Regions from separate parts of the Mus musculus genome. Here region 2 is linked to region 1. A link is a loop called in an ENCODE intact Hi-C map of the cell type or tissue named here. Cell type or tissue: left cerebral cortex. All regions are shown on one strand. Links, peaks and the distances in the headings refer to the core of each region. The heading gives the core; the rest is flanking DNA.

What was found. Peaks named below come from ENCODE experiments on the same cell type or tissue, not always from the same donor. Only the 100,000 strongest peaks of a DNase experiment are listed, where the experiment ranks them.
Region 2: a loop joins it to region 1, with 14 times the contacts of the local background. A loop is called at or near these places in 2 of 42 quality-filtered maps.

The regions. Positions count from the first base shown.
Region 1 is chr4:135,349,726-135,355,583 of GRCm38, reverse strand. It overlaps Srrm1 (serine/arginine repetitive matrix 1), which reads left to right and starts at 2,438. Exons shown (of 18, transcript NM_016799.4): 1 at 2,438-2,487. The coding sequence starts at 2,467. In left cerebral cortex, for the core only: no CTCF peak of the experiment used is centred there; DNase peaks (open chromatin) are centred at 1,341, 1,904, 2,308 and 2,995; H3K4me3 peaks cover 2,671 bases; H3K27ac peaks cover 1,983 bases.
Region 2 is chr4:135,852,235-135,858,092 of GRCm38, reverse strand. Srsf10 (serine and arginine-rich splicing factor 10) reads right to left here and starts at 2,022. Exons shown (of 6, transcript NM_001080387.2): 1 at 1,802-2,022. The coding sequence starts at 1,866. In left cerebral cortex, for the core only: a CTCF peak has its summit at 3,690 (motif pointing left); DNase peaks (open chromatin) are centred at 2,058, 2,402, 3,736, 3,916 and 1 more place; H3K4me3 peaks cover 2,566 bases; H3K27ac peaks cover 3,048 bases.

The DNA of each region.
Region 1 (5,858 bases), core at 364-5,363:
GGTGGTACACACCTTTTATTCCAGCATGCAGGAGACATTAACGGGGGTTGGCAGTTTTTTAGCTTGTAATCTGTGAGTTCAAGGCCAGCTTGGTCTACAGAGAGAATTCTAGGACAGCCAGGGCTACACATTTGGAACAAGGTATTACTGAGTAGCTCCGGCTGTTCTGGAACTCATAGATTTCCTATTTCCTTAGTGCCAGGGTTAAAGGCCTGAACCATCATGGGGTTTCTGTTTTGTTTTGTTTTGTTTTGTTTTGTTTTATTTTATTTATTTGCCAGGCAGTGGTGGTGCCTGCCTTTAATCCCAGCACTTGGGAGGCAGAGGCAGGTGGATTTCTGAGTTCAAGGCCATCCTGGTCTACAGAGTGAGTTCCAGGACAGCCAGGGCTACACAGAGAAACCCTGTCTCGGAAAAAAAAAAAAAAAGATTTATTTATTGTATTTATATGAGTACACTGTCACTGTCTTCAGACACACCAGAAGAGAACATTGGATCCCATTATAGATGGTTGTGAGCCACCATGTGGTTGCTGGGATTTGAACTCAGGACCTCTGGAAGAACAGTCAGTGCTCTTAACCACTGAGCCATGTCTCCAGCCCAGGGTTTTTCTTTATACTCAGAATCCTCAGACATCCTCTGCCTCCCAGGTGCTGGGATTTCAGGCTTGACCCACCACACCCACTATTAAATATTAAGAGAAGCAGAAGTCAAGATTTGACCAGAGGGCACAATTCATTGTGAGAAACAAAGGTTGAGGATAAGTGAAAAAACAAAACAAAACATAACAACAACAAAACCCCCTAAATTCAGGTGATAAAAGCTGGGGGTGGAGGGTGCGTGAGCCTTTTTCCTGGGGGACACTTGAGTAGAATTTGAGGATTACCAAGTAACCTTGCTGTTGCCTATCTCAGTCAGAGGTTTCATGAAGCTCAGAGACCGGTACAAACCTTGGGCAGCAGGAAATTCAGGGAGTGAGGTTGAGGCACAAGGGATCAAGGAAAGGGCAATTTTGACTTTTGGAGGGGAAAAAAAATGTGAGGAACCACTGGAGACTTTTCAGCAGACAAGTGCCCATGGTTTTCTTTCTTTCTTTAACGTCCTTTCTTTGTACTTAATGGGGTTTCTTTATGTAGCCTTGGCTGTCCTGGAACTCACTCTGTAGACCAGACTGGCCTTGAACTCACAGAGATACCTAGGGTTTTCAACAGCATCGTTCAGCATCCGGGCCTCCTTCAGAATGGATGCTGGGTGGCAAGGTCAGGAACAGGGCTATCTGTGACAGAACTAGTGCAGGAGTTCAACTCAGATAAGGGACCTTGGGCCTCCATCATAGTGGCATGTGTGTTTCCTGAGGGCTTGGGAGTGGGGTGTGCAGGAAAGAGGACTCTCAACAGCAAGATTGTCCTAAACAAAAGGAAAGCTACTGCCATCTACAGAGACAGAGAAGGCTCAAAGACAGCCTCTCTGATTTCCCTGCTATTTCGATTCATTTGATGATTTTGATGGACGAGACGAACCTAGTCATATCTGGTCTGTGGGCGTTCAAATGGGAAAGTCAACCCCCTTTAAGTAGGAAAGCCAGGAAAAGAAAAAAAAAAAAAATGCCTGGAGACATTCGGGTTTCTACACTAGCACTCCTAGGGCAGACATGCCCACTTCCCGACTTTTCCATGAAAAAGCATTAGAGGTGCGCGTGTCTGTGAAAGATGGAATGTTACAAAGTGGCCCCAGAGAAACTTTTCTGGAGAGAAAGCGCTTGGTGAGCACATTAAAGGGCCGGTTTTGGCCCTCTTCCACTTCCTGCCCTTCGGCGTGGTTTCGCAGCAGAAGCACAGAAAGGTATCCAATGGACACCTCAAGAACAAGCCAGATGCGACGCACATCCGGCGAACACGCGGGCTTCATACGAGCTGACGCTGCAGGCTCAACCCCGCCGGCAACCTCCCAAAACCCACTCCTAGCTCAACTTTCACAATGACAACAACTGGCGTATCGGGCCGCCCCTAAGCAAGCATTCTCTTTTATGACTACCCATGCACCCCAGGACTGAGGCTTCCCCCCCGCCCCCCATCTCCCTTCAACTCCCCACATCCTCCCACTACGGATCAAAGGAAGGATCAACTCAAGTCGCGCGAACACCGCTGATCATGCGCCACAAAAAAAAAAAAAAAAAAAAGATCGGTAGGGTTGGGCGACCCAAAGATTCTCCCTCCTCTTTCCATTGGTTCCAGTCGCCCAGCTCGCCTCCCCTCCTAGCGAAAGGCTGCCGCCCTGGTGCGCTTGCGCATGCGCGTCGTTCTCGTGGCGCACTGAGCAGGCGCAGCCGCAGGCCCGCCGGAGCGGGGCGGGTGTAGCGGCGCGCGCAGCCTCCCGGCGCTGGGCTCCCTTCTGCCGGTCCCGCCCTCCGTCGCGGCGGCGCGGTGCACGCTGGGATAGGGAGCGATCTCCGAGCGAGGCGGCAAGATGGACGCGGGATTCTTCCGCGTAAGTCCGAGCGCGGGGATCCGGGGAGAGGCGAGAGGCTTGTTTGTAAGACCCGAGGGGGAGGCGCTCAAAATCCCGGACAGGACGGCCCGCGGAGGAAGGCCTTAGAGACCCCGAGGGGGTTCGTGGGCAGCGTCCCCCGGCCTCGGCGTTGCGGCCGAGACCGGTGCGCCCCTGCGCAGTCTCCTCCTCCGGGATCGTCCCCCCCTACGCGGCGGTGGCGGTGGCCGGAAAATGGCGGCGGGAATGGGCTGGAGCCGAACCTCACCGGCCGCCTGGCGAGGCCCTGTAGGCCGGGCGCCGCGCCGGCCGCCCGGGCTCGGGGCCTAGCGGAGCCTCAAGGAGGAAGTCTTTAGGGGGAGGCCGGTGGGAAGCCCGGGGCGGCTGCGGGGTACCGGTTGTATGGTTTGGGGCTCCGTCCTGAGAGGTGTTTGAGGAAAGGGGCCTTATTATTTTTTTTTTTTAGTGGCAGCTTTGGAGAAAATGGGTGCCCCCCCCCCAAACCCCGACGTACAGCGTCCACCCTCTGGGTCTTAAGCTTTCCCGGCGGCGCAGGGTCAGAGTTCGTGAGCGCTCCCGCCCAATTTGATAGCTCTTCGGGGAGGGGAGCTTAGATAATTTGTAGTTGGAACATTTGAATCGGAGGCTTTTGGAGTGAACGGTGTGTGCGAGGGTGGAGACAGATTACGGTTGTGACTCCGTCGCGCTTCCCGCTCTTCGCTAGCACCCTTTCCCAGCGGCCCATGTCCAGGCAGGGGACGTTACCTTGGAGGTGGTACATAGATCCCACACAGTAAGGCAGTTTATTAGGTCCACTTTGGAAGGAAAGTAGCTACAGGTCGAGATCTAGATGTATGGGAACGTACACTTGTGGGATTAAAAGTAGCAACAAACCCTTTAGGAATCGCTGATTCTTGTAATGCAGAGTAGAACCTTGTAAGACAGCTTGGTAAAAATCCAGATACCAGCTCTCTGTCATACCACTGCTTAGAGTTTTGCATTCTCTGAATCAAGCATATAGTTTACAGTTTGTGTGCATTTTTAAAGAAAAAATTGGAAGGCGGGGGAAGGAGGAGGGAGATAATAAAGGTGCTTCTTGTATGTGGTTCATGAGAGCTTGCCTAGTATGAACAAGACACTGGGGTCTATCTCCAGCACCTCAGATACTTGCACTACAAACTAGGCACTTAACCTTTGTAGTCAGTACTCATTTCTTATGGCACCGAAGTTAACACTTAAAAACAGTCGAAGGTTTCTTTCACTTGTCAATTGTCTCTTTTTCTCCCCCCACCCCCTTCAGTTTTTGTTTTGCCTTTTCAGGAAGTGGTTTATGTGTGTAGCCTTGGCCATCCTGGAACTCTGTAGTCTGTAGGCCAGGCTAGCCTTGAACTCAGAGATCTGTGTGCCTCTGCCTCCCGAATGCTGGGGTTGAATGAAGACTTGCACCCTGGCCAGGCTTGTCAGTTATTTCTAGTGGAAAGGAGATTGAAGAACTAAAACAAAGCGATATGTCAATTTTCAGGCGAAGATGTCCTTTGAAAAGGACAGGATCTGGAAAATAACCCACTTTTTAAAATATTCTTTTTACACTTACTTAAATGAAGTAGTTTTGTTTTCCCTGGGTTGGGTCTTTTGGGGGCAGGGGCAGTTGAAGTGTTTTGAAACTGGGTTCTCTAACCCAAACTGGCCTTGGACCTAGAGAGTCCTGCCTTGACTTCTCAGTACTAGAATTTCAGACATATGCTACACACTGACAAAGTGGGGGATTTATGTTCTGAGTTAGAAAAACTTACTAGGCAGTGGCGCACACCTTAAATCGCAACACTCTGGGAGGGAGGGGAGGCAGAGGCAGGCAGATCTCTGAGTTTGAGGCCAGCCTGGTCTACAGAGTGAGGCTACATAGAACCCTGTCTCAAAAAAATTTAAAAAGGGGAGAATGGGGGTGGGGAGGTAATTTTAGATCAGTTACCTAGTACAACCTGATTCTGAGTAGAATTCGATTTAAGAATTGGTGATAGTAAGCCGGGCGTGGTGGTGCATGAAAAACCAAAAAAAAAAAAAAAAGAATTGGTGATAGCATTCTCTCTCTCTCTCTCTCTCTCTCTCTCTCTCTCTCTCTCTCTCTCTCTCTCTCTTTCTCTCTCTCTCTTTCTTTCTTTCTTTCTTTCTTTCTTTCTGAAGAGGTGGTTGATAAGATCAAAAGCAGACCAGGACAGCTTTTGAACTTTTTTTTTTAATATTTATTTTATGTATATGAGTACATTGTAGCTGTACAGATGGTTGTGAGCCTTCGTGTGGTTGTTGGGAATTGAATTTTAGGACCTCACTCACTCGGGCCCAAAGATTTATTTATTATTATTAATAAGTACACTGTTGCTGTGTTCAGACACAGCAGAAGAGGGCGTCAGATCTCATTGCGGGTGATTGTGGGCCACCATGTGGTTGCTGGGATTTGAACTCAGGACCTCTTACCAGCCTGGCTTTGAATTTTATTTTATTTTATTTGAAACAGGGTTTCTCTATGTAGCCCTTGGCTGTCTTGGAACTCACTCGGTAGACCAGGCTGGCCTCAAACTCAGAAATTAGCCTGCCTCTGCCTCCCAAGTGCTGGGATTAAAGGCATGCGCCACCACTCCTGGCTGGCTTTGAACTCTTTAGAGATGGCCTATCTCTAAAGGTATATGCCACCACTCTTGGCCCAAAACTTTTTTTCTTTTTCTTTAAAACCTTTTTGGTTTTGCAGTACTAGGGCCCATGCACCATGCACCAGGCTCTGCACTCAGTCACAGCCTTTCTGGATCTCTTTCCGGTGACTAGGTTTGACCTTTCCACTGATATCCAGTGCTTATGCCGTGTAATGATCAGATGACGGTGGTTGGCATACCTTATCACCTCAGACATCCATCTCTATTTTTTGCTTCATTGCCATTAATTTGACGTAAAGAAAACATTCTCAGAGATTAGGTTGTGTGTTCTCAAGAAATATGGTAGCAGAACTGGCACACTTTTACAGGGTTGTTGTTGTTTTGTATTGTTGGTTGTTTTTGTTTTCCTTCTCAAAACTTAGTTTTGAGACAGGGTCTCACTCTGAAGCTCTAGCTGTTGACTGGTCTGGCCTGCAACTCATGGAGACCCTCCTGCCTCTGCCTCCTGAGTGCGGGCATTAGAGGTTTTGGACACCATACCCAACCCAAAACTTTTTGCTGCTGATACAGTCCTGGGGATCTCACCCGTGTGTTGTGCATGTTAGCTGAGTGCTCTTGTCCCTCTGCTATTCTCAGGCCAAACAAATGTTTTCAAGGGAATGGAGCTAGTCCGAAAACTAATCTGTAGATTTCAAGTCAGAGCCAGTTACTTCCAGGTTTAATTGA
Region 2 (5,858 bases), core at 403-5,402, 500 kb before region 1:
CTAGCCTGGTCTACAGAGGAAGTTCCAGGACACCTAGGGTTAGTTACATGGAGAAACTCTGTTCTGAAAATCCAAAGATAAACAATGCATCTCGGGATGGGGATTACACCATACAAAGGCAGCTCAACTTTAAATCCACCACTGTGAAATCAGAGGTAGAGGGATCTGGGAGTTCCAGATAAATCAGGGTCAGTGAGACCCTGCCAAAAAAAAAAAAAAAAAAAAAAAAAAAGCGCACGCCTTTGATCCCAGCACTTCAGAGGCAGAGGCACGGGGATTTCTGAGTTCGAGGCCAGCCTGGTCTACAAAGTGAGTCCTTGACAGCCAGGGCTACAGAGAAACTGTCTCGAAAAACCAAAACAAACAAACCCGGGTCTTCACTGTTCATAAAGGGCATGTCTTCAACTTTTTTAAAAACTGAAAGACTGCTGCTGGTGGTGAACACCTTTATTCTCAGCACTCTGGGAGGCAAAGGCAGGAGGATTTTTGCTAACCTGTCTACAGAGCAAGTTCCAGGTCAGCCAAGGCTACAAAGAAACTGTCTTTAAAAAAAAACGAATAAATGGCAAAAACAATCATCAAATATTCTAGCATTCTGAAAAGTATTGTATATTTGTTTTAAGGCAGGTCTCATTCTAGTCAAGTTGGTTTGGAACCCAATTTCCAGCATTAAGCATTCCCATCACATCCCCGCTTACGCTAAAATTGTTCAACAGGGTCAGCCATTAAAAATCTGAAATAAAACCATCACAGTATCTACATACTTCATACTTAAGTATTAAAACGACAAAATGGAAAAATTTTTAAGTCGTTAATTAACCACTTTTGTTTTATGCGTAATGACAAAGAGGATACAAAACTCCACAAAACAAGAAAAACCCAAAACCTCAGTTTTTCTTCGGAGTTTATTTTGTACGAACACGAAGAGTAATCCTGTGATAAAAATCTCTTCTGAAAAATTCCGAAGGCAATTCAAAGCAAAGGACAAGCTGTGAAAACAAAGCCCTTTACCAGGCGAGACTCGAACTCCCAGACCCGTCTTCTGAGTGCTGGGGCTACGCCCGGAGACAAGGCGGACTTTTATTAAAAGTACCGCCTCCGTTCACCCAAGTTAATCACGAAGGTCCCTAACGGGAGCGGTCTCTCCAGCACCTCGTTTTCAAAGAGATTTCCGCGAAAACACGTGGATCACTCCATTTAACCGAAAAATTGTTACACTCGCCCCAATCTCCACGACTCCTCTCCCCCACAGCAATCTCGAATCCACTCATCACCATCCACACAGATGGGGGAGATGGAGCTGCAAACCCTCCCCTCCGCTATCCCGTTATCCCACTCGCATCTTTTCCATCTTCTGACTTCGTAGCCCGAGCTGACCTCCGACTCGCGCCGATCCTCCCGCCTCGGCTTCCCCGAGTGCTGGCCTGGGCCGCCCCGCCTGGCAACCCTTTTCCCGTTTTCAACAACAAAAATCCCTTTCAGGCCGAGGGGGGCGTGCACCTCATGGAACGTGGACGTCGGATCCATGAGGGACACACACGTCCGGCCCGCCGGCTCGGCCCAGCCGCCGAGCACGCGGGGGAGGACGGGGCCCCCGAATGCCCGCCACGCGGCCCTCACGCCTGCTCGCTCGCCAGCGCTCGGCCCGGTGTCCGCCCTTGCTCCTGCAGGCCGGCGGCGCGGCCTAGAGCCGGCGCGGGCCCCGCCATCTTCGCCCCGCCCCTCCCCCGCGCCACGGCCGCCGCTCGCCGGGCGCCCGCGGCCTCCCTCCCCCGCGCAGTAGCTGCTCCGGTGCGCTCACCTGGTGTCGTCCGCCACGTTCCTGACGAACAGAGACGTGTTAGGGGGGCGCAGGTATCGGGACATGGTGGCGGCGGGACTCTGGGCCGGCGGCGCTAACGGGCTCGGGCAAACCGTCCGCAGCTCCGGCGGCGGCTCACATCCACTCACACCACACTCGCACAGACCCAGAGGGCTCCGCTACGGCAACTGCCTCTTCTCGCGAGACTTGGCTCCCGCCTCCAGGCCCCCTCCCACCTCCCGCCCCGCAGCACCGGCGGAGGGGGACAACGGCTTTTTCCCGCGAGATCTCTGGGCGTGCGCGCGCCGCCGGCCTGACGCGCGCACCGCGGCCTCGCTGCCGTTCATTGGCTCCAGGCGCGGGCTCCTCCCCTCCCCCTCTTTCTTTCTTTAGCGCTGCGCTTTCCCGCCCTTTCCCGCCCGGCCGAGCCCGCCATCCCTCCTCCTCTCGGCGAGCGCTCGGGTTAAACTACCATGACCGGGCTCGGGAGCCTCGGAGCCAGCTAGAGGCTGCTCCGGAATCCGCTGTTCGGAGTTGCGCCTGGGCTTCTTATCAGATCTCTGGCCAGAGAGAGGAACTTAGAGATTCTTTGTGGGGTTTGGGGGAGGGGCAGAGCTTTCGGCGTGCCGTGCGTGCAACTCTCTGCCTTTGCTGCACATCCGCGTCACCTAGGCACGCAATTCCCTCCCCGTGAGACCCGGGCCCTGCTGTCCTTGTCTCTGTTGCTCACATGCAAGGTGCCTGAACCCCTTTTCCAGCCTTGAAGAGGTGGTGTTTGTCTCTTTGTTGTTTTCTGGGGATCCAATCTAGGTCCTTGGATTTGCTAGCCAAGTTTCTTCCCACAGACCTGCCTGCACCCTAAGACAGACACTGCCCACTCACCCCGGCCCATCGTCCCCCTCTTGCTCCAGTCCCCCTCCAACTTTCAGTCCTCATCATGGGACTCCCCAGCTACAAAAAAACCTTGGCTAGCTGGTTTGCTTTTCTCCCTCTCCTTTTTTCTCCTCTCTTCTCCCTCCCCTCCCTCTCTCTAGCGCCTCCTCCCCTCTATTCCCCACGTTGAGGGAGCGGGCTCAGTGCTTTGTTACTAGTTCCCTCTTTGGCCTCCTAGGGCACCCATACACAAGTGGGCAATACACTTAGATTTTTATTATTGTTTTTGTGTGTGTGGTTTTTTGTTTGTTTGTTTGTTTGCTTGCTTTTCGAGACAGGGTTTCTCTGTACAGCCCTGGCTGTCCTGGAACTCACTTTGTAGACCAGGCTGGCCTCGAACTCAGAAATCCACCTGCCTGTGCCTCCCAAGTGCTGGGATCAAAGGCGTGCGCCACCACTGCCCAGCGCCCTGTTTTTAAATATGGCTTATATGCGTTAATATCTACGGAGTTCAAACTTATGAGTGAGAAGATGCACACATCACTTCCCTCACATACATCACACAGTCTCTGGTAAACATGAGGACTGCGGAGAGAATGAGAGTATGACCAAGAAGAAAAGCAAGAAGTCCAACACCCCTTGACCACCAGGCTTTTGGGCACGTTGTGCAATTTACCAAACAGCAGCTCTGCCAAAGGAGTGGTGTGAAGGAGGCTGTACCGAAGGCCTTCAGGAAAGTACTGCCCGCTGGGAATGCGTCTTCAGTATTTTGTTTGAATCTTTGCTTTATTGCAAGATGGTATAATTGATTTAAATTATAATTTGGTCATCTGGGTGGGGGAATAAGTTGCTGCAAATCTTTTTGTTCGAAAGCGACTAGAGAGGTGGCTCAGCGGTTAAGAGCACGCGCTGCTCTTCCAGAGCACGGACCTGAGTTCAGTTCCAATGTAGGTGGCTCACAGCCGCCTGCAACTCCATCTCTAGGGGATCCAGCACCCTCTTCTGACTTCTGCGGGCACCGGCACACCCATACCCACACACACATGCTCACATTTCTCTCTTTCTGTTTAAAAGCGCAGGGAGGATTAGAAATACCCGACTGGCTGGCAGATCGATGTAACCCAATAAATGAACATTTCTTAAGAAAGGCACTGTAATTTCAGTAGCAACCCAGGAAGATTCAACCACGTAGATGAGCTCCCATCAGCCAACTGCTTCTGGCTGTCACCATTGAGATAGGTGTATTTACATAACATGTTGCACTGGAGCCTTCTCTGTGAGCAGCTTGGGTGTACAGTGTGCCTGTCAATCATCTCTCTCTCCTGCTGTGTGAAGATGATCTGTTCCGCCTACTTCTCCACCCATTACATCCTGCAGAGAAATAGGAATATTCCAGGCAATTTTTGCTTTACCCCCTTCTATGGTCTACGTACCATCCATAAGTGACCTCCAAGGCCACGACACTGTAGTTTCTCTGTCCAAAGGAGCAAAGGTAGTGGTGTGTTTGAACCAGTAACTTCTCTAATTCTCTAGCATCCGGGATCTGTTTAATGGGTGCCTGGTTTGCTTCTTCTAGTCAGGCAATGTTTTGCTCATTGAATTTATCAATAAATTCTCCAACAAAGACATCATGTTTTTAAAAAAATTACATGGATAGTTAACTGCTATTGATATAGTAGAGAGATGGTCTCTCGGCAAGCAATAACATATATATGTCTGTGGATAGAAAACACAAGATAAGCATGGCATTGTGGGGCATGCCTTTGATCCCAGGTGCTTGGGAGGTAGAGTCAGGAGGATTTCTGTGAGTTGGAGGACAGCCTGTTCTATACAGTGAGTTCTAGAACAGCCAGGGCTACACAGAAAGACACTGTCTTTAATAACAACAAAAATACAACCCAGGTTAAACCTACTTCCACACACCTAGGACCCATTACACTAGTTTTAACATTTATTTACATAGACATGCAAGCAAAAACACTCAAACACTCACTATGTAGCCTTCCTTGGTTTGGAACTAGACTGGTCTCATACTCACAGATTGCCTCTGCCTCCTGAGTGCTGGGATTAAACGTGAACACCACTCCCAGACCTCTTACTTTCTTTTAACTCCATAGCCCTGGGTGATCTGGAACTTTCTATGTAGACCAGGCTTGCTTAGAACTCACAGAGATCTGCCTCTGTCTTCCAGGTGCTGAAATGCCTGAGCCACCATTCCTGGTCCTCCCTTTATTTTCTCAGTGATGTGGTAATATACATCCTGACTAAAGTGTGAAGAAATCTCTCAGTAGCTTTAATTTGCATCTTCTTGATGGCCAAGGATGCTGAACCCTATTTGAAATACTTATTGGCTATTTATGTTCCTTAAGAACTGTCTGTCCCTGGCCTGAGTGAGCCAGGTTGGGGGGGGGGGTCCGAGAGATCGGGCCAGAGCAGAGGGAGAAAGGGAAGGGGGAAAAAAACCTGTCTGTCCAATTATTGGTCCATTTATTTTATTTTTATTTTGTTTTTTTGTTTGTTTGTTTTTGGTTTTTGGTTTTTTCGAGACAGGGTTTCTCTGTGTAGCCCTGGCTGTCCTGGAACTCACTTTGTAGACCAGGCTGGCCTCGAACTCAGAAACCCACCTGCCCCTGCCTCCCAAGTGCTGGGACTAAAGGCATGCGCCACCACGCCCGGCTATTGGTCCATTTATTGATGGTCAGGTTGTTGCTATTGTGTGCTTCCCCATGAGACTTTTTTTTTCCCCCCTGAGACAGGGTTTCTCTCTGCGTATCCCTGGCTGTCCTGGAACTCACTCTGTAGACCAAGCTGGCTTCAAGCTCAGAGATCCGCCTGCCTCTGCCTCTGGAGTGCTGGGATCAAAGGCGTGTGCCACCACTGCCCAGCCCTCCCTTCGAGACTTTTAAAACACAAACCTTTGATTTTGTAAGTATCAAGTGGTGTGCAGAGTAGGTTGAAGGGAGTGTGCCAGTGTGAGTATATGGAGGTCAGAGGGCAACTTTGGGCAATCCATACTCTCCTATCTTTACATAGGTTCTGGGGAACAAACTGAGGTATCCAGGCTTGCATGACAACCTTTCTGGCCAAGCCATGTTGCCAACCCGGTTTTTGGTTTTGGTGTTTAATTCCTTAGCTATTCTTAATTATAATTTAGTTTATTCCCGTTAGCTACGTTAGGAGCAAA